Regions from separate parts of the Homo sapiens genome. Here region 1 is linked to region 2. A link is an interaction called in ENCODE POLR2A ChIA-PET data of the cell type or tissue named here. Cell type or tissue: IMR-90. All regions are shown on one strand. Links, peaks and the distances in the headings refer to the core of each region. The heading gives the core; the rest is flanking DNA.

Region 1 (4,397 bases), core at 69-4,068, 120 kb before region 2:
CTTTTATTCCAAAAATTTTAAAACCACCACTAAAGTCTTCTTTTAACCTACGAGTAACTACAGTCAGCCTTCTGTACCTGCAGTTTCTACACTCATGGTCTTAACCAACCACAGATTAAAAAACAGACGATCATATCTGTACAGAACACGTACAGACTTTTTTTCCTTGTAAATATTCCCTAAACAATACAGTATAATAACTGTTTACAAAGTATTTACATTGTATTAGGCATTATAATAAGTAATCTAGAGATTAAAGTATACAGGAGGCAGTGCATAGGTTACGTGGAAATACTATGCCATTTTATATAAGGGACTTGAGTGTCTGTGGATTTTGATGTCCGTGGGGGGTCCTGGAACCAATCCCTCAGATATCAAGGGACAACCACATCTAATGGGTATAAACAATTCTTAAATACAGTCATTAAAACCTGATATGAAATGACAGATCAGACTGGTTTGCATGGTATTACATTTACTACATATTTTACAGCTACAGTGTACAGAATTAAATAAACTCACTTTGTGACCAAGCCTTTAAAAATGTTTTTGCCCTATGCCTAACTAGTATTCTTTAACATCTATGTATTACTGTCTTACAATCTAATGTCACACCTAAGGAAAGAGGATAGAAATACATACTTTAACTCATTAATGTACAAACATATAAAATTAAGTAGCCTCAAAAGTCACATATAAAAATCAGTAATAGCATTAAGATTAAAATTAACAGCTCCTGGTCCACTCGTTCTATGCAAATTTGATTATATTATTATTCTTATCTTCTTCATATTATTGAAATCACTTATTGAATCAAACGCACTGGTTTACCATTATATAACAACAAATAAGTGGCCAGGCACAGTGACCCATGCCTGTAATCCCAGCACTTGGGAGGCCAAGGTGGGTGGACCACTTGAGGTCAGGAGTTCGAGACCACCCTGGCCACATGGTGAAACCTCTTCTCTACTAAAAATACAAAAATTAGCCAGGTGTGATGGCAGGTGCCTCTAATTCCAGCTATTTGGGAGGCTGAGGCAGGAGAATCATTTGAACCAGGGAGGCGAAGGTTGCAGTGAGTAGGCATTGTGCCACTGCACCCCAGCCTGGGAAACAGTCAGACTCCTTCTCAAAAAAAAAAAAAAGAAGTAAGGAATTATCATAGAGAAGTTCATTGGAGAGAATCAAGTAAGGATTCATTAAAATGTAGGAAAATGATTAGATGTGAAACATGATACCATTTTTCATTTCAGGAAGGAATGGAGGGCAGTTAGGAAAAATTGGGAAGGAAGGAACCTAGAAGTTACAAGTGTCTAGGCACACAGGAATCATAGAATTCTGGAACTGAAAGGGATTCTAGATAACCTTCACAGGATCTAACACTTTAGATATCTAGATTGATTACAATGCTGTTTCCAAATGAATAGAATTTAGTACATGGTAAAGTAGTAGTATTGCTTCTCCCTCTCCCTCTAAGGAGTTTCATTCCTTAGGTACTGTACAGGTCTCCTGAGTCACACAAATTTTTGGTTTCCCAGTACATATAAAAGTACTTAAGAGACCTATCTAAAATATATTCTCATGGCACAGAGCCCAAGGACAATATTCTAAGCAAGGTACTGTACTGTACTCGTGTGTGTGTGTGTGTGTGTGTGTGTGTGTGTGTCAGACAGGGTTTCACTCTGTTGCCCAGGCTGGAGTACAGTGACACAATCACAGTTCACTGCAGCCTTGATTTCCTGGGCTCAAGTAATCCTCCCACCTCAGCATCCCAGATAGCTGACAGGTAGATCCTCACACCTCAGCCTCCCAGGTAGCTGAGATTACAGGTGTGCTCCACCATGCCCAAGTTTTTTTTTTTTTTTTTTATAGAGATGGGGTCCCAATATGTTACCCAGGCTGGTCTTGAACTCCTGGGCTCAGGCAATCCTCTTTGGCCTACCAAAGTGCTGGGATTACAGGCATTAGACACTATACCTCACCCTTAGTTCTGATTTTTAGAAACATGTTAATTTTGCACATGGTGAAATCAATCAATCAACAAGGACATGGGAGACCCAAAATGGAATACAAACAGAAACAAATAAACTTAACTGTATTTCAAAAATAATAACATAATCACACTGAAGGTGGGAGAGAAGGAGTTTGGGGAGGAACTAACCTAAGTAACTTTGGAACACAGTATTTTGACTACATACTCCAAGTCTCAGGCTAAAGAATAAAAGAGCTGCAAATACATGTTGTACTCTGGTTACTAAATTAGGAGTGGCAGGGGTGAACAATTCTAAAACTCCTTTAAATGTATTCCAAAATTGAGCAAATAAGTAACATATTGTGGCTAATGAGAGTCAGTTTCTTGGTGTCAAATGAGGGATTACACATAAGAAAGAACAAACTCTCAGGTATCAAAATTGGACATATCAGCATGAATTTATGATTTTAATATACAAACAGATAGACATAGAAATATACACATAAAACCGGGTGTGGTAATTGTAGCACTTTGGGAGACCAACACTGGCAGATTGCTTCAGCTCACCCTTGGCAACATGGCAAAACCCTGTCTCTACAAAACAATACAAAAATTAGACAGGCATGGTAGAATGCACCTGAAGTCCCAGCTACTCAGGAGGCTGAGGTGAGAGGGTCATATGAGCCCGGCGGGGTGGAGGTTGCAGTAAGCCAAGATCATGTCACTGTACTCCAGTCTGGGTGACTGAGTGAGACTCTCAAAAAAACAAAACAAAAAAATACTACACACATAAACACCCACAAATATATCAACATACAGGAATACCTCAGAGATATTGCAGGTTTGGTTCCAGACCACCACAATAAAGCAAATACCCCAATAAGGTGAGTCACACAAATTTTTTGGTTTCCCAGTACATATAAAAGTTATGTTTACATTATACTGTAGTCTATTAAGTGTGCAACAGCATTATGTCTAAAAAAATGTATAGCTCTTAATTTAAAAATACTTGATAGCTAAAAAATGCTAACAGGAATCTGAACCTTCAGTTGTAATACTTTGGCTGGTTGGCTGGTGGAGGGTCTCACCTTAATGTTGATGGCTGCTGACCAATCAGGATGGTGGTTGCTGAAGGTTAAAATGGCTGCAAGTTCTTTTTTTTTTTTTGCGATGGAGTCTTGCTCTTGTCACCCAGGCTGGAGTGCACTGGCAAGATCTCTCAGCTCACCGCAACCTCCGCCTCCCAGGTTCAAGCGATTCTCCTGCCTCAGCCTTCCGAGTAGCTGGGATTACAAGCACCTGCCATCACGCCCAGCTAATTTTTGTATTTTTAGTAGAAGTAGAGACAGGGTTTCGCCATGTTGGCCAGGCTGGTCTCGAACTCCTGACCTTGTGATCTGCCCGCCTCAGCCTCCCAAAGTGCTGGGATTATAGGCATGAGCCGCCGTGCCTGGCCTCTTTTCTTTCTTTCTTTTTTTTTTTTTTTTTTTTTTTGAGACAGGGTCTCACTCTGTCACCCAGACTTGAGTGCAGTGGCACAGTCTCTGCTCACCGCAACCTCTGCCTCCCAGGCACAAGCAATCCTCCCACCTCAGCATCCAAGAAGCTACGACTACAGACACACACCACCAAGCTCAGCTAATTTTTGTGTTTTTGTAGAGATGAGGTCCCACCACATTGCCCAGGCTGGTCTGGAACTCCTGACTTCATGATCCTCCCACCTCAGCCTCCCAAAGTGCTAGGATAACAGGCGTGAGCCACTGCACCTGGCCAACGATGTCTCAAAGACTATAGTAAAGTTTGCCACATTGATTTGCTCTTTCATGAAAGACTTCTCTGTAGAACGCGATGCTATTTAATGATGTTTTACCCACAGGAGAACTTCTTTCAAAATTGGAGCCAATCCTCTCAAACCTTGCTGCTGGCTTTATCAACTAAGTTGATATAATAGTCTAAATCCTTTGCTATCATTTCAATTGTTCACAGCATCTCCACCAGCATTAGATTCCATCTCAAGAAACCACTTTCTTTTCTTTTTTTTTTGAGACAGAGTCTCGTTCTGCAGCCCAGGCTGGAATTGCAGTGGCATGATCTCGGCTCACTGCAACCTCTGCCACCCAGGTTCCAGCGATTCTCCTGCCTCAGCCTCCCGAGTAGCTGAGATTACAGGCACCTGCCACTGTGCCCGGCTAATTTTTGCATTTTTAGTAGAGACAGGGTTTCACCATATTGGTCAATCTGGTCTTGAACTCCTGACCTCGTGATCCACCTGCCTCGACCTCCCAAAGTGCTAGGATTACAGGCGTGAGCCACCGCGCCCGGCCCAAGAAACCACTTTCTTTGCTCATCCAAAAGAAGCAACTCGTCTAGGCCAGGCACAGTGGCTCACACCTGTAATCCCAGCACTTTGGGAGGCCGAGGCAGG
Region 2 (4,397 bases), core at 151-4,150:
TTAGAGACCAGCCTGGCCAACATGGTGAAACCCTGTCTCTACTAAAAATACAAAAATTAGCCAGGCATGGTGGCATGTGCTTGTAGTCCCAGCTACTCGGGAGGCTGAGGCAGGAGGATCGCTTGAACTCGGGAGGTGGAGGTTGCAGTGAACAACGATTGTGCCACTGCACTCCAGCCTGGGTGACAGACAGACTCCATCTCAAAAAAAAGAAAAAGAAAGAAAGAAAAAGAAAAATACAGAGCTTTTAATCAATGCTTGTTTTCTATTTCTGAATGTTTTGTGTCAAGAGTGTCTAATGAGGCTTGTAAAATATGTACTCTTTAGAAGATACATGAATTTTGCTTTTACTAATGAAAAGCTAATTTTTCAATATTTGTAGGGACATTTTATAGGAACGTTTATTCTTTCACATGAACATTAAAAAACAGCAAAACTGGATTTTCAAATTTCAAAAGCCACATTAACACCACTAATACTTTTTAACATGGAGGTTTTTTTTGGGGGGGGGGGGGTTGAGACGGAGTTTTGCTCTTGTTGCCCAGGCTGGAGTGCAATGGTGCAATCTCGGCTCACCGCAACCTCCACCTCCCAGGTTCAAGCAATTCTCCTGCCTCAAGCTCCAAAGTAGCTGGGACTATAGGTGCGTGCCACCACGCCCAGCTAATTTTGTATTTTTAGTAGAGACGGGGTTTCTCCATGTTGGTCAGGCTGGTCTCGAACTCCCAACCTTAGGTGATCCGCCCACCTCGGCCTCCCAAAGTGCTGGGATTACAGGCGTGAGCCACTGCGCCCAGCTGAAGTTTTTTTTAAGGTGATTTTCTTTTTTTGTAATAATAGGGAATCATTGATTCATTTTTGGTTAATCAATGAGTTATAATCCATTCCTGTTATTTATTTTGATGCTAAGTTTAACCAGTGGGAGTCCCCTTCGAGCTGGCTTCTGTGTCCCCACCAATTTTTCAGCACTTTTTTACTTTCTGCTACAGTAAGATGTTCAAATGTAACTTGACTTTCCTTGCCATAGCCTCAGAATCAACGATTTTGAGGCAGAATAGGGTCTGGAGGCAGGGAATCTAAGGCTGATTCATGCTGATTTCCTAGAACTAAACCAAAGGAAAACCCCAACTTCCTATGCTCGGGTAACAAAAGGACTAGAGGCTACTCCCTTTGCAACCCACCCCTTTTCTGCATGGCAGATGAAAAATTGAAAGTACCTGTGATTGGTCCCCTCCCACAACCAATCAGGCTAGTCATGGGCCAAGTCTTCATTTGCATAGGAGTATAACTTTATAACTTCACTTTAGCCTCTGATTGGTCACTTTCCACAACCAATCGGAAGTCTGCTTAGGGTGTAACTTTGTAATTTCACTTCAGCCTCTTTTTGGTCACTCTGCAATCAATCAGACTGATCACAGGCCACTACTTCATTTACATAGGGTGTATACCAAGTAACCAATGGGAAACCTCTAGAGGGTATTTAAACCACAGAAAATTCTGTAACCAAGCTCTTCAGCCACTTGCTTGGGCTGCTCCCACCCTGTGGAGTGTGAATTCATTTTCAATAAATCTCTCCTTGTGTTATTTCATTCTTTGTGTGATTTGTCCAATTCTTTTGTTTAAAGTACCAAGAACCTGGACACCTTCCACCAGTAACAATTTCTCCAAACAGTTCTTCCTTCTTTTACCTCCTTTGAACCTTAATTCCAGAACAGTCATCACCTCTAGGAGTGATGAATAGAAAACAGGTTTAAATTAGTCTACTAGGGGACTAGAAGAAAAATTACAAGCTATCTTCAGCCTGAAGAGTCCCTGGTTGTATGTGAATCATTAGATACTTCCCTCAAGAAAACCTCAAACATGCATGTTTTCTTCATTCTTTCACTGGAAAAGTAAATGTGTATGTTGATACAATCTCTTTTTTATCTCTATTAGTTCTTTCTCATGCTGTTATAAATAACTGCCCGAGACTGGGTAGTTTATAAAGGAAAGAGGTTTAATTGACTCACAATTCTGCAGGGCTGGGAAGGCCTCGGGAAACTTACAATCATGGTGGAAGGGGAAGCAAACACATGCTTTTTCACATGGCAGCAGGAAGGAGAAGTGCTGAGCAAAAGGGGAAAAGCCCATTATAAACTCATTAGATCTCGTGAGACCTCCCTCACTACCATGAGAATAGCATGGAGGTAACCGCCCCCATGATTCAATTACCTCCCATCAGATCCCTCCCACCACACGTGGGGATTATGGAAACTACAATTCAAGATGAGATTTGGGACACAGCCAAACCATATCAGTATCCTATCAGCTCACATTCTGAGAAAGTGACCCAACACTATAAGGACATTTTGGGCCAGATCCAAAGAAGTCAAATTGTATTTTTTCTAAGAATCACCGTCTTCTAAATTTCCAATTGTTACTAAATTAAGTCAGAGCAGACTACCTGGTCAGACTACCCTATATCTGCCACAGATAATTCCATTTAGGGTTTGAGGACCTATTGATCTCACCTCTTTCAAGTAGCGGGGCAGCCCATGTAGGGAATTTGGTTTAATTCTGAATCAAATGGGAAGTGATTGAAGAGTTTTAAGCAACAGGAATGACGTGATCCAGCATTTTAGCTGGATCGCTCTGACTACTCTAGGGAGAATTGACTGAAGCGATACACATGACAATCATTGGAAAGCACTCTTGATGGCTCACTGCAGGAAGCATAATTGACTGGGATCCCAGATGCGGGGTTTTGAGCCCGTGCTTTCCACTGGCTGCTCTCAGCAGGGATACTAAGGCAGACCCATTTCCAGGAATTGCAGAACTCCTCGACAGGCAACATTTTAGCTCAGGACTCCCTAACAGCTTTGCTGAATTTTTCATAACTGCACAAGTCTAAGAATGTTCCACCCATTGTTCTTTCTCTCCTTCATTTGAGTTGCATCACAGTCTGACAGCTCTCCCAGCTTCTCCTGCTCCCTCCCCATTTTCTCTCACAGGGGTTTCCCACAATAAATTTCTTGTACATTTAATCCTGTCTTGGCATCTGCTTCTCGGAGGACCTGGACTATCATAGAGATCAAAGGCAGAAGCAGGGAGACCAGTTAAAAGGTAATCACAGTAATCCAGGTGAAAGATGATTGTAGCTTGGAGCAGACTGAGGGCAAAAGGAGTGGAGAGAAGCAATCAGATTTCTCCTCCATCCCATATCTTAACAGCAAATCTTCTGAAGATAGAATTTACTAGATTAGCTGTTAAGATATGGGATGGAAGAGAAACTGAGAAGTCAAGGTCACTCCATTGTTTGGACCTACGCAATTGGAAAGATGGAGTTGCCATTTTCTGAGATGGTAAAGCATGGGAAAAGAGCATGTTTGGTGAATCAGATCAAAAGCTTGGTTTTAGACATACCAGTATTAATTTAAAATTTTTTAATTTTTTAATTTTATTTTTAAAGACAGGGTCTCACTCTTTCAGCAAGACTGGAGTGCAGTGGCATGATCATAGCTCACTGCAGTCTTAAACTTCTGGACTCAAAGCAATCCTCCTCCCTCAGCTTCCCAAAGTGCTGGGATTACAGACTGTATCGTTTGAGATACTATTAGATACCCAAGTGGAGATGTCATATAGGCAATTTATTTAATGAGTCTGGAATTCAGAATAGAGGTATTGGCTAACGATACAACTTTGAGAGTTAGTGTATAGCTGGCATTTGAAAGCATGGAACGGAGGCCAGGCATGGTGGTTCACCCCTGTAATCCCAGCACTTTGGGAGGCTGAGCTGGGAGGATCACTTGAGGCCAGGAGTTCGAGACCAGCCTTGGCAACATAGCAAGGCCTCATCTCTACTAAAATAAATAAATAAATAAATAAATAAATAAAGCCATGGAACTGAATGTGATTATCAAGAAAAAGATTGCGATAATGGTCAAGCCAGTGGCTCACACCCGTAATCCCAGCACTTTGGAAGGCCAAGATGAGGAGATTTCTTGAGTCCAGGAGTTTGAGGATGTAGTGAGCTATGATTGTACCACTGCACTCCAGCCTGAGCAACATAACAAGGCCCCATTTCAATTTTTTTTAAATTTAAAAAACAGTTCTAAACTGAGACCTGGGGAATTCTAAATTTGGGAGATGAGTATTCATCAAAAGAGACAAAGAAAGATCATAAAAGTTAGAACTGTCATAACTTCCTGGTGAAATTAACCTTTTAACATGGGGTAATCTCCTTCATGAGTAATACTCTTTTATCTTAAAGTCTATTCTGCGTGACATTAAAACAGCTACCTCAGGGTCTTTTTCTTAATAGATGCCAATACATTTTTCCCATAATTTGACTCCCAATTTTTCTATGTCTTTTTGTTTTAGATATGATCACTCATAGAAGTTAAGTTGCTTTTAAAAAA

The links. ChIA-PET counts read pairs that join two places held together with the same protein. Peaks named below come from ENCODE experiments on the same cell type or tissue, not always from the same donor. Only the 100,000 strongest peaks of a DNase experiment are listed, where the experiment ranks them.
Region 1: POLR2A ChIA-PET joins it to region 2 with 5 read pairs; 4 of 35 experiments call an interaction of 5 or more read pairs at or near these places.

Annotation. Positions count from the first base shown.
Region 1 is chr11:33,299,091-33,303,487 of GRCh38, reverse strand. All of the region lies in intron 2 of HIPK3 (homeodomain interacting protein kinase 3), which reads right to left. Among named protein-coding and RNA genes, the nearest start is that of HIPK3, 44 kb to the right of the region's middle. In IMR-90, for the core only: no CTCF peak of the experiment used is centred there; no DNase peak of the experiment used is centred there.
Region 2 is chr11:33,176,421-33,180,817 of GRCh38, reverse strand. All of the region lies in intron 1 of CSTF3-DT (CSTF3 divergent transcript), which reads right to left. Among named protein-coding and RNA genes, the nearest start is that of CSTF3-DT, 17 kb to the right of the region's middle. RefSeq lists an enhancer at 2,542-3,164. In IMR-90, for the core only: no CTCF peak of the experiment used is centred there; a DNase peak (open chromatin) is centred at 1,887; H3K27ac peaks cover 336 bases.